Linked DNA regions of Homo sapiens: region 2 is linked to region 1. The links are chromatin loops, found by intact Hi-C in ENCODE. Cell type or tissue: dorsolateral prefrontal cortex. All regions are shown on one strand. Links, peaks and the distances in the headings refer to the core of each region. The heading gives the core; the rest is flanking DNA.

Evidence for each region. A loop is a pair of places that touch in the nucleus more often than their neighbours do. Peaks named below come from ENCODE experiments on the same cell type or tissue, not always from the same donor. Only the 100,000 strongest peaks of a DNase experiment are listed, where the experiment ranks them.
Region 2: it touches region 1 in a loop (5-fold over the local background); 5 of 110 quality-filtered maps call a loop at or near these places.

Annotation. Positions count from the first base shown.
Region 1 is chr13:45,190,253-45,198,591 of GRCh38, forward strand. All of the region lies in intron 4 of GTF2F2 (general transcription factor IIF subunit 2), which reads left to right. It overlaps KCTD4 (potassium channel tetramerization domain containing 4), which reads right to left. Exons shown (of 2, transcript NM_198404.3): 2 at 2,601-4,502. The coding sequence starts at 4,315. The coding sequence ends at 3,536. Among named protein-coding and RNA genes, the nearest start is that of KCTD4, 6.6 kb to the right of the region's middle. In dorsolateral prefrontal cortex, for the core only: CTCF peaks have their summits at 2,798, 3,144, 3,379 and 4,470; a DNase peak (open chromatin) is centred at 4,439; H3K4me3 peaks cover 3,571 bases; H3K27ac peaks cover 3,695 bases.
Region 2 is chr13:45,097,871-45,106,209 of GRCh38, forward strand. No RefSeq gene overlaps it. Among named protein-coding and RNA genes, the nearest start is that of GTF2F2, 18 kb to the right of the region's middle. In dorsolateral prefrontal cortex, for the core only: no CTCF peak of the experiment used is centred there; a DNase peak (open chromatin) is centred at 4,484; H3K4me3 peaks cover 912 bases; H3K27ac peaks cover 3,776 bases.

The DNA of each region.
Region 1 (8,339 bases), core at 170-8,169:
TTTTTAAATGACATGACATTAAAAATATTACTTTTCTAAAATTCAGTTTTTCACTCAATGTTTTAGGAATACTTGCATTATAAGGTTGTATCAAGTGAGGCAAACCTATATTTTGGTATTCTGTATTCAACACCTACCTTGTGAATGCCTGTTTTCTGCCACGTTCTAGGTGTTAGGGATATAAGTGGCTTGCAAAATCAGACGTGGTTTCTGTTGGCTCTGGTACAGGTATACCTGGGCTTCAAATCCTGGTTCCACCTCTTTATAACTATGTAATCTTGGGCAGGTTACTTAACCCCCTAAGTCTCTGTTTCTTCATCAGTAAAAAGGAAAGAATAATTAATACCTTTCTTAGAATTGTTTGAGGTTTAATTGAGAGAATGTATGTTCCTAGCATGGTATCCGGCATATAGTAAAATGCTTAATAAATGTTAGCTTTTTTTATCACCCTAAAAGTAAGTAACATTTGAAGTATAAGTTTTGTGGGGGTTTTTTTGTTTTTGTTTTTGTTTTTTTTGAGACAGAATCTCGCTCTGTCACCTAGGCTGGAGTGCAGTGGTGCGATCTCGGCTCACCACAACTTCCACCTCTCAGTTAAAGCGATCCTCTCGCCTCAGCCTCCCAAGTAGCTGGGATTACAAGTGTATGCCACCACGTGTGGCAAATTGAAATACAAGTAATTTTCTTTAAAAAAAAAAAAAAAACTGAATAAGCTGATTCAGTAACATCATCTTCAGTCTGGCATGGTAGTCATCTTCCTTGAATTATTTGAAAAGTCTCGTGTTTCATTTGTTCTGTATACCACCATATATACATTTTAAAAATATAGTAAAAGCCGGCCGGGCGCAGTGGCTCACGCCTGTAATCATAGCACTTTGGGAGGCCGAGGTGGGTGGATCACGAGGTCAGGATATCGAGACCATCCTGGCTAACATGATGAAACCCCGTCTCTACTAAAAATACAAAAAAAAAATATATATATATATATATATATATATATATAGCCATAATCTCACATTTTAAGGATGGTGCTAGAGTCACTGCATGGGGTAATTCCAAATATAAGAGAATATATGTTTGGCTCATGGCAACTATAGTAACCTACTTTTTTATTACCTTTCTTTTGAGAAAGATAGTCACTTTGTGATTTGTTTTTTGGAACAGTATTTACTTATGAGAAAAAATTTGAGAAATAAATTTTTCAGTAACTGGGAACAGAAATACTCTGAAAGCTTCACTCTGACTTATAAGTGACATTTTGTGTGATTTCTTGAGTTTCTTGAATGGAAAGTATTTCTGAATATATTTAGAAAATACTAACATTAAAATATAGATATTTTCTGTATACTTAGAGCACAATATTTAGGCATTTGAATATATAAATCCAAGTACAAGTAATTTGGAATTTAAAAAGGTACATTTATAAAAAGTTACAAGGGTGGTCAGTCTAGTCAGATTTCCTTCTAGATTACTAAATTGTTTTAGAACATTGTGATTTATTAGAAGTGTGAGGAGGAATTAAATGTGTCCAGATACAAGTTCTAAAAGATGCTACATAAAAATGAATCTGATATTTTTAATGGTTTCTATCAATAATAACTTTGTTAAGATAGTTAAATTCTCCTCTTTGGATTTGATAAAAAACCTTACTTGTAATGCTTCTAAGGAGATCTGTTCAGCTATATCTCCTGTAAAAAGATATGTCAGGGTTATTTTTATTATCCGTAATGAAATCTTGTAAGAGAAAATCTTGCTCTGACAGTAAATCACTACCTTTTTTTCATTACCAAAGTCCAAATGCCAAGGAAAAGTCAACTCCTAAGTTGGAGAGGCATATAAACAGTTCAATTATAGTGGCTATTCAAATAAATTTTACAATTCTTTTCCTGTTTTTATAGTTTTGTTCAGTCTTGATTAAGCTGTTTTAAAGTATGTAAAAGATAATGTTTTAGTAGAAATCTGTTTTTCTTAGTATATATAAAAATATTATGTAGCTAATGTGGAATTTGGTTTTTAAATGTGATTTTTGAAGGAATTTTTTTGTAGAACAGATTTTAAAAGGTTTCTTTTAGCATATACAGCCAACTTTTACATTACATTAGATGTTATAACTAGAAGTCAGTTATAGTTCTGGAAATGAACATTAGCTTTACTTATTCTAAGTTTTTATGAGTCATCAAACTTTTGGCATATATGCTAATTTATGTAACCTCAGTCAAGATTTTCAGACATCTTCTTGAGATTATTAAAATTAAGATTTAGTTACCAGATTTAATCGTTTAATTTTAAAAGAGCAAATTTAAATATATTTTGTTCTTAGAAGTTAAAGAACAAGTGAAATGATTTAGCTGTCCTTTGCAGGGGGAAAATACACTCATTTAAAGTTAAGTTTGTAGACTACTTCATTGAAACGGCCATACATAAAACGTAATTTTTAAAAATAATTTTTTGTTTGGCATGAAGTAATGTTAACTCACTGAGTCTGAGATTTAGCATCCAAAAAGGTATTGAAAACAATCAAAGTTCTTTCATAAGAATAATGTTTAGTGATGTTCATTTAATATTTTTGAGCTTGAAAAATGAACAGATACTTAGGATGATTCTGAAAATGAACTCCTTTATTATTCTAATAACAGATACTCTATTGAGACTAAGTTACCCATGCTTTGTGGGAACTCAGCCTGCAAAGAATTGAATTTGCTGGTTTTTGTCACTTCCAGGACCAGCCAGGGTTCCTGTAGCCTGCCGGTTGACATCAATGCATAATTTTATGCAAAATCATCAAGTGGTACTGTTTGCTTTTAAAGTGACCTGTAACTTTTTATTATAATCATTAATACAATCAAAGAAGGTAGCAGTGCTTTTATTTACTTTTTATTGTCATCAAGCAGTTTTCTAGGAATTTTCAGCAAAATACCAATTCAGCTATAAGTCTAATATGAAACACAGGAACTGTGAATATAAGCTTTTGGTGCTTGCTATGGAAAAATCAAATCAATAGCTTTAATGTCTTCTTACAATCTCATTTTGTTTCACTATAGCTCTGTTTTAGTTAGATCTGCACATCTGTTTTGCTCCAGGTAGTTAATTTTGCCAGTTCAGTTTCTCTGTAGATTTTTGCCATAGTAGAAAAGGATTTTAAATATTAATAGCCCCTTAAAATATTTTATTACCATTTACTTAAATGAACGATAGATAATGTACATGCTTTCTTTTTTGTGCAAATACCCAAGACAATCTGAATTGAAAGACAGCTTAAGGACAAATAAATAGCAAAAGCTTTCAGTCTTTATTTACAGTATATAGAAGGTTACTGTTTTCATTTTAGGTGGAAGAGTCTGATCAGTAGGAACACCCCAGAGGAAGGACATCTTTAGCGATAGAATTTACATACCGTTAGCTCACAGTAATTGATTAGTAGCAGGGCTCTGTAGTACAGAGCTAGCTGGGCATGTTATTTGGGATGTCTTTGATGCTGTGGTTTTCCGAAGCTTGCTGGCTGCATGCTTGTTGCCTTTGTTCGTGACACAGGTAATTACTTGATAAAATGAAGTGCATCGCTGTGAACAATTGACCCTTTGGAACAATCCAGGCTGGTCAGCAGTCTAAAGCCACACTTTAAAGCCATCATGATAGCCTCAAACTTAAGAGTTTCCAAGGTACAGACAAAGGTGTTGTCTTCCTTTAGTACAAGTCGAGTGCCATTTTCAGACTTTATGAAGTATTTAAATTGGATGATATTTGACGATATTGAAAACTCCTCTGGAAATCCATCCAGCCTGCTTTTGGACACCAGAACAATGCGAGACTTTATTTTTGATATGAAATCAGGAGCATTACAGAAGATTCTTAATCCTTGTGAACGATCGTGGTTATCTGTTATTTCCAAGAAAGTAGTCTCTCTGGGTGTTAGCTGTTCTTTCTCCCACCTGGATTTCACTTCCTCTGCCAGTCCCTTGAGCTGAAAGAATTCTGCTTCTTGTGCAAGAAGTTGATTTTCTCGAAACCCTTCGGGCAATAGAAGTTCTCCATTTCGTAGGAAGTTTAGGACATGCCTGAAGAGGAGACCATCCCTGTCTATGAAATAATGACCATCAGCATCAAACGGGCAGAGGATTTTTCCATTTACTATACCTTCAAGGAAAGTGTCTGGGTACTTGGTCAGTGTTTGTTTTTGAGTAATGTATAAATATCCACCAACGTTGAGGGTCATCAGTGTGGATTTGCAGTTCTTTCCTTGATCAGTATCTTCCAGGCTGTTGTGTTTCCCTTCATACTCCTTTTCTTTTTCTCTTCTGTTTATTTTACGCTCCATTTTTTGAAGATGCTATTTCAGCTTGTTCTTCTTGGCTTTGAGATTTTTTAAAAAGAGACACTACCACACAAGCACGCCTTTATTCAGCCCCAGCCTGGTGATGGAATGGAAACGCTGGCAGCATCGCCTGCGCTGTCAGCTCGGTTTTGCAGTAGGTGGCGTATCAGCCTATGTATGCAGGAGCTTTCTGGAGTAAGACGGAAAAGAGAATTTGCATTTAACTGTATCAGGGAAGGGATTTGTTGTGAAAGGATTTTCATGTCTATCCTTTGAAGTAATAAGAGTTACTCAGAATAAATTGAATTTCCTCTTGTCAGTTAAGCAGATCCAAATGTTTAATTCTTCATCCAAATGTGAATGTTTAACTATTTCTAAATGCCTAAGTTATTTTTTAATCAGGCAGGCTTAATGTTGAATAATATTGTCATCTTTTGGAAAATAATGTATATTGATTTAGTGTCATCTTTTTAAAGTAAATTTAAGTAGGAAACATAAGGTGAAAATTCTAGGTGTATACAATTTTCTTTCCCGGAAAAAGTCACACATTTCAAAGTATTGTAGTCATTTTTGAGACACAAATAAGAATACTTAACCTGCTACTTGTGACACTGCACTTGAATTTAATTGGATTTGCATATGATTCTGATTTGGAGATCTATGTTAAAGGATGTTAAGAATTTTTTTTATTTTTTATTTTTTATTATTTTATTTACCCTAAAAGTAAAAAAAAAATCAAATAGGCTTTACAGTAATCACTTAATTTTTTTGCTTAAGATTTTCTGTGGAAAATTCATGAACTTGTTTCACTCGGAGCCTGCTTCTGTGCTGAACAAAGACTTGGACAATTATAGAAAATACTGTGACTGTGTATGTGCATGCATGTATATACCGTAGGAAGATAGGAGAAAGATCTAGATTCAGAATACCTACTACAAAATAGTGTCATGGGTAAGTTAGTTTCTTGTTTGTTTGTTTGTTTGTTTCACAGTGGGCAAAATAAATCACCAAAGCCTAACCTTGTTTTTCAACTTGGGAGCTGGAACAGTGTGAATGATGTCACCCTCCACTTCTCACATCTTTTTCCTCTTTCCCCTATAACTTCCCTTCCAAAGCAATTTAGGGTTCTGAGGTTTCACTTCTAGCATTTAAAGGCTCAGTGGTAAGAAATGTAAACATTGTCCCCAGTACACTATTATTTGGCCTATCTGCTAAATTATTCTGGGAAACTACATTGTTTTTTGTTGTAGTTTTAGTTTTTAATTTATTTTTGTAGAGACAAGTTTTTGCCATGTTGCCCAGACGGGTCTCAAACTCCTGGATTCAGGTGATCTGCCCACCTCAGCCTCCCAGAGTGCTGGGATTACAGGCATGAGCTACTGCGCTGGGCCACACTGTTAAAAGTTAGACTTTAGTTTATATTTCTCTTGCATTAAAAGTATTTTAAAATTATTTAACTGTATGTTGACATAGGAATATTGGAAGAGATTCTTCTAAAATGCATACTTCTTATTTTCTTTAAACAATATTAGATTTTCAGGTATAAAAAATTATATTCTTATAGTGATCTTGAAGTTAACATTTATGTATTATTGAGATCAAAAGTTCGTTGAAATCGAACTAGAAAACTAAGGCATAATGTTTTTAGAGCTGTGTTTTTGCTTAGAGACTGTGAAATTCAACTTCCTCATTTCACCAAAGATAACATTGCATTCCAGAGAATTTTTAGTATTTTATCTAGGACTTCACAGCAAAGCCAACATTTTGACTAAAACGTCCTTTACTCCTGCAGCACTTAATAAGACTTACTCTTATATTCTGACAATCTCATGTTTGTCTTGATTTTGCTTTTTTAGATTAAGTCTTTTCTGTCAATACAACTTTTTAAGAAATACTGAATAGATTTTGAGGGAGAAGGGATACAACTCTGGAAGTACATTCATGGAATTCTTGTGTTACCATTACAAATAGTCACTGCACATGAGTAGCATCATATAATAGCAAAATCAAAAAGGCATAACAATTTCATTTATAGGTATAGTCCTCTTTTTTTGAACTTTATAGGATACCAGAATTAGTACAACATAACTGTAGTATAGTGATGGAGACTGTGCTAGCATGTTCTTGTTTAAATAAAGTGATGTGGATAGATACTATGTACTCTGGGTCTGCTTCCTTACACCCTGTTTGGCCTGTCTATAGATGTCTTCATGGGAAGCCCCAATGCTGTTGCTGTTGGAGGATAGGCTTCCATGAGGTGATGAGAAGGCAGGAGTGAGTCAGGACAGCTGGAAGTGGGACTGCTGACCTTCAGTCATCACCCCAGGGCCACCTTACACTTCCTAGCTCACTCACTTTTGGTTTCTCCTGCCAGGTTTTCAAAACCACTGATGAGTGCTCGTTTCTGCAGGCTTGCCTGAACAGACTCTGAACCATTCCATCTTGTGCCTCTTCTCCTTGATTGTTTTTTCTCACTCTAGACTTCACTCTGGTGTTCTTCTGCAAAGTTGACATGTGTGATTTCTTTGCCACCCATGGCCTGGCAACAGTAGTATAACTGAAGCTTTGTCTTAGTGCCTGGCTTATACAAATCCATAGGACTTTTGTGTCCTCTTTGGCCCAACTTGCAGACTTAAAGAAGAAAAATGTAGGCCGGGCATGTTGGCTTATGCCTGTAATCCCAGCACTTTGGGAGGCTGAGGCGGGCAGGTCACTTGAGGCCAGGAGTTTGAGACCAGCCTGGCCAGTATAGGGAAATCCTTTGTCTACCAAAAATTAAAAAAAAAAAAAAAAATTAGCTGGGGTGTGTTGGTGTATGTCTGTAGTCCCAGTTACTTGGGAGGCTGAGGCAGGAGAATCGCCTGAGCCCGGGAGGTGGAGGTTGCAGTGAGTGGAGATAGCGCCACTGCACTCCAGTCTGGGCAACACAGTAAGACCCTGTCTCCAAAAAAAAAAAAAAAAAGGCACCCAGTAGGCCCCGCTGTATGCCTAATACTCCATATTACCTCCAGCAAAGCAAGATGACTGTAGTTCATGGAAATTATAGGAGTTCATTGATCATTGCTGCCTGTGGTGGTACACATGCCCCTTAGGAGAAAGCCAGATTATCTCGTTTTAGTCTATTCTAAATTTATATTTACTTGCTAGGGGGTGGCGAGTGGGTGTTGCTTGTCCAAGGTAATATCTGTAAGGTCTCCACAGCCCTAAAACTATAAAAATGGTGCTTCAGTACCTATACCAAGGGAGACATCCCTGGATCATGGGACTATGTTTCTCTGCCTTGCAGATACAAACCGGAACTGCTCAATTTAATGGTTTCAGCAGAAGGGTTTAAACCACACATGTCAAAGATTAGCTTACCTGGATCCACTTGGCCACTAGATTTGAAGATTTTATCTGCCTTTGCAGGCAAAAACATATAAAAATTTGAAAGATTGGGGTCCTGTTTCCTACTCAGTACCTTAACTCTTTATTAGAGTTAGATCACCTCTGTCTTAGACAGCTTTAATCATATATAACCAACTTTGAGAATTTAAACTGGTCCTTAGTATGAGTATATCCTATAGTTAATTGGGTCCAATGCCTAACTAAACTCTGGCAGAACCTTCCACTATGAGGTAATACTAATGTCCTACCATCTGCATAAGGCAGAACTCATTCCAGCAGGAATTCCCATCTTTTTACCAACTCCTTATGGGAAATGAGGTCTTTGTCATCCCGTGATTGATGCAGGACATCATTGTAATATATACACTTGCTCCATTTATATGCCAGAGATACTCCCATGCCATGGAAGGAAGTGAAACCTTACCAGGAGGTTATCCCTCCCGACTGGAAGATACAAAAAGTATGATAATTCTCCTAGACTTAACAGATCATTCCTCTATAAAATTCAGACACTCTTCAAGGAAAAGGAATGGTTTTAGAAGCTGCGTTTGATAAGAACAGGGAGCTTCTGTCTCCACATTCTCCCCTGCTATCAAATCTTGGTTGTTGTCAGCTGCATGCTTCTCTGCTTGTCTTTTAA
Region 2 (8,339 bases), core at 78-8,077, 92 kb before region 1:
GTACACACAAAAAAAATGTTCAACATCATTAGTCATTAGGAAAATGCAAATTAAAACCACAATGAAATAGAATTAAACACCCACTAGAATAATTTGCAGGAAACAGACTGATTATAACAAGTGTTGCAAGGCTATAGAGCAATTAAAACTCTTTTACTATGTTGGTAGGAATGTAAAATGAAACGACCACTTTGGAAAACAGCTTGACAGTTTCTTAAAAGTTATACATATACATAACCTATGACACAGCCATTCCAATCCTAAAGTATTTATTCAATAGAAATGAATGCATATGTTCACCAAGACTTGTACATAAATGTTATTAGCACTTTATATCTAATATCCCAAGTGTCCATCAATTGGTGAATGGTGAAACAAATTGTGGTATATCCATATAATGGAACACTACCCAGCAATAGAAAAGAATGGGCCGACTGCGGCAGCTCATATCTGTAATCCCAGGCTTTGGGAGGGCAAGGCAGGCAGACGGCTTGAGCCCAGGAATTCCAGCCCAGGAGTTCCAGACCATGGGCAACATGACAAAACCCATTTCTACAAAAAAGAAAAAAACAATTAGTTACTTGGGAGGCTGAGGAGGAAGGAGGATCACCTGAGCCCGGGGAGGTCAAGGCTGCAGTGAGCCGTGATTACACCACTGCACTCCAGCCTTGGCAACAGAGGGAGATCCTGACTCAAAAAAAAAAAAAAAAAAAAGAATGAATTGTTGTATATGCAACAACATGGATGAATCTCAAAATAATTATAGTAGTTAAAAGAAGCAAGACAAAAAGAGTACATACTGTGTGATTCCGTTCATGTAAAATTCTAGAAAATACAATTAACGTGTAGGGACAGAAGCAGGCCAATTTTGTCTGGGCCGTGGGGTGGGGTGTTAAGGAGGAAGTATTGGATCACAAAGGAGCAAGGGGAATCATTTGAGCCTAAGCCAAAATGTTCATTATCTTGATAGTTGGTTTTACAAGTATTTAAATATGCAAAAACTAATTAAGTTATACAATTTAAATGTGTGCAACTTATTGTTCATTACTTATACCTCAGTAAAGCTGTAAAAAAAAAAAAAAAAGTTGATTGAGGCCAGGCACGGTGGCTCATGCCTGTAATCCTAGCACTTTGGGAGGCTGAGGTGGGCAGATCACCTGAGGCCAGGAGTTCGAGACCAGCCTGGCCAATATAGTGAGACCCCGTCTCTACTAAAAATGCAAAAATTAGCCAGGCGCAGGGGCATGCACCTGTAGTCCTAGCTACTCGGGAGGTTGAGGCAGGAGAATCACTTGAACCTGGTAGGTGGAGGTTGCAGTGGGCTGAAATTGTGCCACTGCACTCCAGCCTGGGTGACATAGCAAGATTCCGTTTCAAAAAAAAAATTGTTGATTGGTTACTCTGTGTGTACAAGTTTATTCAAAGCTTCATTTTGTTGGACTGTCTGGGGATCTTCTTCTTAGAAAGGAATATTCACTGCTACTTATACTTTGTCTAATCCTGAATTTATTAATATGTAAACAATTGGTGTTCCTTTATTTACAAACGACACTAATTAATCAAAGTCATAATTTTACAAATGAGTTGTCTCCAAGCATACATTAATTGCAAATGGTCAATTAAATTTTTTTGCAAGTCTAATATCTTAGATTTCTTTAAATGTTCTTTAAATGTAGTAATTACTTTGAAAGTAAGCAAAATATTTATATATTTCAATGATTATAAAACTGATCAGAGGCCAGGCATGGTGACTCATGCCTGTAATCCCAGAACTCTGGGAGGCCAAGGCGGATGGATCACCTGAGGTCAGGAGTTTGAGACCAGCCTGGCCAACATGGTGAAACCCCGTCTATACCAAAAATACAAAACTAACCAGGCATGATGGCAGGCGCCTGTAATCCTAGCTAGTTGGGAGGCTGAGGCAGGAGAATCGCTTGAAACCAGGAGGCAGAGGTTGTAATGAGCCAAGATTGCTCTGTTGCCCAGGCTGGAGTACAGTGGCACCATCTCAGCTCACTGTAACCTCCACCTCCCAGGTTCAAGCAATTCTCCTGTCTCAGCCTCCCGAGTAGCTGGGATTACAGGTGCACACCACCACACCCAGCTAATTTTTGTATTTTTAGTAGAGACAGGGTTTCACCATATTGGTCAGGCTGGTCTCGAACTCCTGACCTCAGGTGATCCACCCCCCCTTGGCCTCCCAAAGTGCTGGGATTACAGGGGTGAGACACTATGCACAGCCTGATTTAATTATTTTTAAAATTATATCTATGTTTATTTATCTATGTTTTTATTTTATTTAATTATTTTATTTTTGTCACCTCGGCTGGAGTGCAATGGCTTGATCACAGCTCACTGCAGCCTCAACTTCCCAGGCTCAGGTGATTCTCCCATCTCAGCCTCCAGAGTAGCTGGACTACAGGCTCGTGCCACCATGCCCAGCTAATTTTCTATATTTTTTGTAGAGATGGGGTTTTTCCATGTTGCCTAGGCTGGTCTTGAATGCCTGGGCTCAAGTGATCTGCCCACCTTGGCCTCCCAAAGTGCTGGGATTACAGGTGTGAGCCACTGTGCCTGGCCTTCATCTACATTTATTTATCCTTCTCCATATCTACAGTGTAATTTTAGTTTTTATTTCTTCCTAAGGATACAGTTTTAATTATTTAACCCAGAGAAGGAGTGTTTATTATTAGACAGGCCAAGGTTGTGGATTCAGGTTGACCATTGACATCTCAGGACTGAGGACAGAGTGCCTGAGGGGCCCTTGCAGGGTGATTCTCTAATCTATCACCCAATCAGTTAGGTCCCTTATTATAGGCTGTTACATCAGGAAATTTACAATGATTGGCCCAGACCAAACAGAAAGGGTGTAATTTCTTCAACTCTAGTCTTTTTTCTTCAGAGTATTTGTCCTGAACGCCTTCTCTTCAGCATATCCTAAACAGCCTATTTTGCAACTGGGGCCTGATTTGGTTTGCTAAAATCTTAGTCAAGTTGTTTCACTAAAATGACAACTTTTCTTTTTCATCAACTCTTAAGACTTATAAAAATGACAGTGATAACCAGTATTAGGAAGTCTGTTCCCTGGGGATGTCCCCTTTTTTCGGGAAGGGGACCTTGGGGCTCCTGCCTGGATGTTATACGTGGCTGCTGGCATGCGAGGAGCTGGGCAATCTCTCTAGCGTGCCACTGCTCCACATGCAGACTCCTCCCTTTCAGTCTGGATCTTTACTCCTGCCCTCTGAAGAGCCCTGTAGCCTCTGATTCAGAGCCTCTCCCCTTTTGATTTTTCTGGAAAATAGTTTCTACCTCCATAAAGCAAGGGAAGAGACAAAGTTAAGCTGGCAGGGCAGGTGTTGGAGATAATCTGCACAGGTGTGCACTGGCTTGGCAACAGGTTTTTAACAAATTGCAAGTCCAAGATTAGGGTGCCAGGATGGTTGGGGTCCTGGTGAAGGCTCTCTTCCTGGTGTGCGGACAGCTGCCTCCTCACTGTGACTTCACATGGTGGAGACAGAGCGCTCTCGTCTCTTGCTCTTCTATAAGGACACTAATCCCATCATGGAGGTTCCACCGTCACGACCTCATCTAAAGCTAATTACCTCCCAAAGACCCCATCTTCAAATACCATTACACTGGGGATTAGGGCTTCAACATACGAATGGGGGTAGGGTTGCAGGGAGAAAAAAAGGTTTGTTCTATTCAAGACAATCCTGAAGGGCCATTCTAACATCAGAGCTCACCAGTAGGGCTAGCTGAGTCTGTTGTTGGGCCTGCATTTATTCACCTTTCGATTTCTCCCTCTACTTATCCTGCTTCCTTCTTTTTCCTTCCAGGATCACTGATCCTAGGACTCCTTAATATACATGTTGGAGGGTAACTTCCTGAAAGTCTGTGCCCTAGGGGAACCACACTTAGGACAGTAACTGACAGCTGTTTGTAATTTATGAGTAGCTTTTGACATGTTCTCACTATCATCTTTAATCCTCACAAACAACACTGTCAGGCATTAACTATTTTTCTGCTTTTAGGATAAGAAAACTGAGTGTCAAGAGGATATTTGCCCAGGGCCATATAGCTTATTAGAAAAAAAGCTGGGGCCCTGTGCGGTGGCTCGCGCCTGTAATCTCAGCTCTTTGGTAGGCTGAGGTGGGTGGATCACTTGAGGCCAGGAGTTCAAGACCAGTCCAGCCAACATGGTGAAATCCCATCTCTACCAAAAATACAAAAATCAGCTGCGTGTGGTGGTGCATGCCTATAATCCCAGCTACTCAGGAGGCTGAGGCAAGAGAATTGCTTGAACCCAGGAGGCGGAGGTTGCGGTGAGCTGAGAATGCCCCACTGCATTCCAGCCTGGGCAACAGAGTGAGACTCTGTCTCAAAAAAAAAAAAGAAAGAAAAGAAAAGAAAAACAAAAAAAAGCTGGGATTTAATCCTGATCTCCTGACTCTGACAAAAGAAAACAAAGAAACAAATACAGGCCTGTGCCACGAGCTGGGTCACAGAATTTGATACCCAGACGCTGACTACTTACGCCTCTTTTCTATAACAAAGCTGCATTGTCATTTCTGAAAGCATACGCATTTAGATGCCAACATGTTCACCAGTTACACTCCAAAGCCAGAAACACTCAAAACATTAAAAAGACCAGCAAAATCTTAAAGTGTTCACTGTCTTAATGAGTTTTCAGATTTTCTCTCTGGGTAAATAACAGGCAAAATCTGCTGTAATTCTCTCCAAGCAATGGGGCACCTAGGACACAGAGATACCAATAGTCTCCTTAGCAACCATCCAAAATCAAGTTGCCTGAAGATGAAATCCTGATCTATTCATGCAACAGATCACATGGGGTCAGGTACTGTTTATCTCTCTAGCAGAAACCACCAGTCACTGGGATTTTAATTGTATCCTTATGATTTCTTTAAAAAAAAAAAGAAGAAGAAGAAGTAAACACAGCAGAAATGAGACCAGTTACTAATGAGCATGCAGTGAACATAAAACCTTCAGCTGGCTTCTTTAAAGCACATACTTTTGTAAAGTGTGCTTCAGAAGCCATTGCTTACATACACACACACACACACACACACACACACACACACACACGCTTTTTAGGGCTTCAGACGCTGCCTGTTATTCATTATAATTCAAAACTCACAAACCGAGCTCATTAGGTGAATGTTTGGTTCAGGAGGATTTTGCAGTCACATAGCCATTTGACTGTGATGTGTTTGCCTCACCCTGCATTGCTTTTTAATGAGCTTGCCTCCTGAAAAACCATAATACTGAGCAGTCCTGGGGTCAAACTGGAACTAAAGGATATAAATCAATGGCTTTTCTTTTTTTCTTTTTCATTAAAACAGGCTTGCTGAAGAAGCAGGTGGTAGGTGGTGACCGGTCATATAACTAACTGCTGAGTCCTTGACAGTTGCGGGTCTAAATTATATTTTCTGTCGCCTTTCAGAACACTATTTTATTTATTAATTTAACAAATATTTATTGATATGTTTTTGATATTAATATGTGTTGGGCACTCATTAAGACTTAAAAGTACAGATAAACAGTGGTATAATTAATTAACAAAATTTCTTTACCAACAAATAATCTGAACCATGTTGTTTCAACCCGTTTCTGCAAATATAGAAGACTAGAGATGCTACTGGCAGAATAGCGCCCTGTTTCTCCTATGCATAAAGAAGAGTCACACTATTTTCAAGGGCCAGTAAAGGAGCAATTTTGTAAAATCTAGTGTCTTGTCTTACAAATCAATTTTTCCTTAAGCTTTTGAAAAGAGTCACTTTGAAAATCTAACCTCTGAAGGGAAAAGAGTGCCATTTTAAAATGACAGCTGTGGCTTTTCCTTTACAGCTCTAAATGAGCTGTAAAGAGCTGTTGCTGCTAAATGAAGGCACTAGACCAAAGGCCCAAGGTACCTGGTGCCACTGAATAGTAATGGAGTTTAGTCCTGATGGTATTGCAGTTCTTTCTTTTTGCTTTCCTTTTTTTTTTTTTTTTTTTTTGAGACGGAGTCTAGCTCTGTCACTCAGGCTGGAGTGCAGTGGTGCAATCTCAGCTCCCTGCAACCTCTGCCTCCTGGATTCATGTGATTCTTCTGCCTCAGCCTCCTGAGTAGCTGGGACTACAGGCGTGCGCCACCACACCCAGCTAATTTTTGTATTTTTAGTAGAGACGGGGTTTCACCATGTTGGCCAGGATGGCCATTTTCTTTTTATTCTCCTCCCCATTTTGTTTTGTTCTGCCTAATAGCCTATTAATGGAATTTAAAAAGGTTTCAAGCCCCTTGGCTGGTGGCAAATATCAGCAAGTTTGGGCTTTATAATTACAGCTGAACCTCCTCTGCCACTTTTTCTAGCATGCCCTATGGGTTTGTTTTTAGAGATACTAGAAAGACACAACAGTAGATGCCTGACATGCTGTCAGAATCATGCTGTTTGTAAAATACTGTGAAATCTCCCATGATTTGTGGAGCAATTTTGAAAGTCAAGTCAGGGAATCTTAGACTCCTTATGGAGGGAATTTGTAGCAAGCTGGCAGCAGCAGTGGGCGTTTAATGTATGTGTTCATTCTCTTACTCCAATTTTAAGTGGGTTTCCCATCTTGAGGGAGTTGTTTTCTCCCATTTTCTCTGGCACCTGTCTTCTTATGCAAAATTGCGTGATGCTGTAAGTACTCTCATGAGATCGGGAGGTGGGGCAGGGAGTGAAAGCCTAGGGAAAAATAATTATATCAAGGAATCAGATTAAAGAGCTGTGAAACTTTAGAGCTAGAAGAGGACTGAAAAACTATTTGTCTTGTTCGCTGTTCTATCCCCAGAGCAATGAATATTCAATCAGTAATTATCGAATGTGTACATGAGTGAAGCATCACTCTTTCCCATTTTACAGATGGGAAATCTGCAGTCACAACGATGAATGATGCACCTATAGTTTCACAGGAAATTGGGGGAGCCAGAATTCTAAACTAGGCTTCTCAGACTTTCACATGCACAGCAATCACCTGGGGATATTTTTAAAATGCAGATTCTGGCCGGGCGCAGCGGCTCACGCCTGTAATCCCAGCACTTTGGGAGGCCACGGCGGGTGGATCACGAGGTCAGGAGATCAAAACCATCCTGGCTAACACAGTGAAACCCCGTCTCTACTAAAAATACAAAAAATTAGCCAGGTGTGGTGGCGGGCACCTGTAGTCCCAGCTACTCGGGAGGCTGAGCCAGGAGAATGGCGTGAACCTGGGAGGCGGAGCTTGCGGTGAGCCGAGATTGTGCCACCGCACTCCAGCCTGGGCTACAGATCGAGACTCCATCTCAAAAAAAAAAAAAAAAAATGCAGCTTCTGCTTCAGTAGGTCAGAGATGGGCCTCTAAATTCTACATTTCTAATAAAGCGCTGAGATAACTTAATATTGTTAGTCCTGGGACTACACTTTTTGGTTTTTTTTTGTTTTGAGACAGGGTCTTGCTCTATTGTCCAGGCTGGGGTGCAGTGGTGCCTTCATGGCTCACTACAGCCTTGACTTCCTGGGCTCAAGGATCCTCCCACCTCAGCTGCTCAAGAAGCTGGGACCACAGGCATGTGCTACTATGCCCGGCTAATTTTTTATTTTTTTGTAGAGACAGGCTCTAGCCATGTTGCCAAGGCTAGTGTTGAACCCCTGGCCTCAAGTGATCCTCCCACATCAGCCTCCCAAAGTTCTCAGATTACAGATGTGAGCCACCATGCTCGGCCACAGGCACCACACTTTGAATAGCAAGGTTCTAATCACACATTTCAAACTTCTTCTTCTTATTATTATTATTATTTTTTTGAGATGGAGTCTCACTTTGTCGCTCAGGCTGGAGTGCAGTGGCGCTATCTCAGCTCACTGCAACCTCCATCTCCCAGGTTCAAGTGATTCTTCTGCCTCAGCCTCCCAAGCAGCTGGGACTACAGACATGTGCCACCATGCCCAGCTAACTTTTATATTTTATGAAATATAAAAATATAGAGATGGAGTTTCACCACACTGGCCATGCTAGTCTTGAACTCCTGACCTCAAATGATCCACCTACCTCGGCCTCCCAAAGCGCTGGAATTACAGGCATGAGCCACCACCCCTAGCTCAAACTTCTCATAAGTATTCCTATGTTTAAAAAAAATATACAACTGGCTTTACCAGTTGTGCATTTTGTTTTACTCATTAAACTTGAGATTTTAAAACTGGGTTATGTTACAATCAGCCCTTATTGCATCACAAATGAGTATGTGGAGATTGTAAACTAAGTGAACTGACTTATCCAGTTGCCAAGGTGATGCAGGATTTTTCTCAACCCCTTTGTCAGACTTG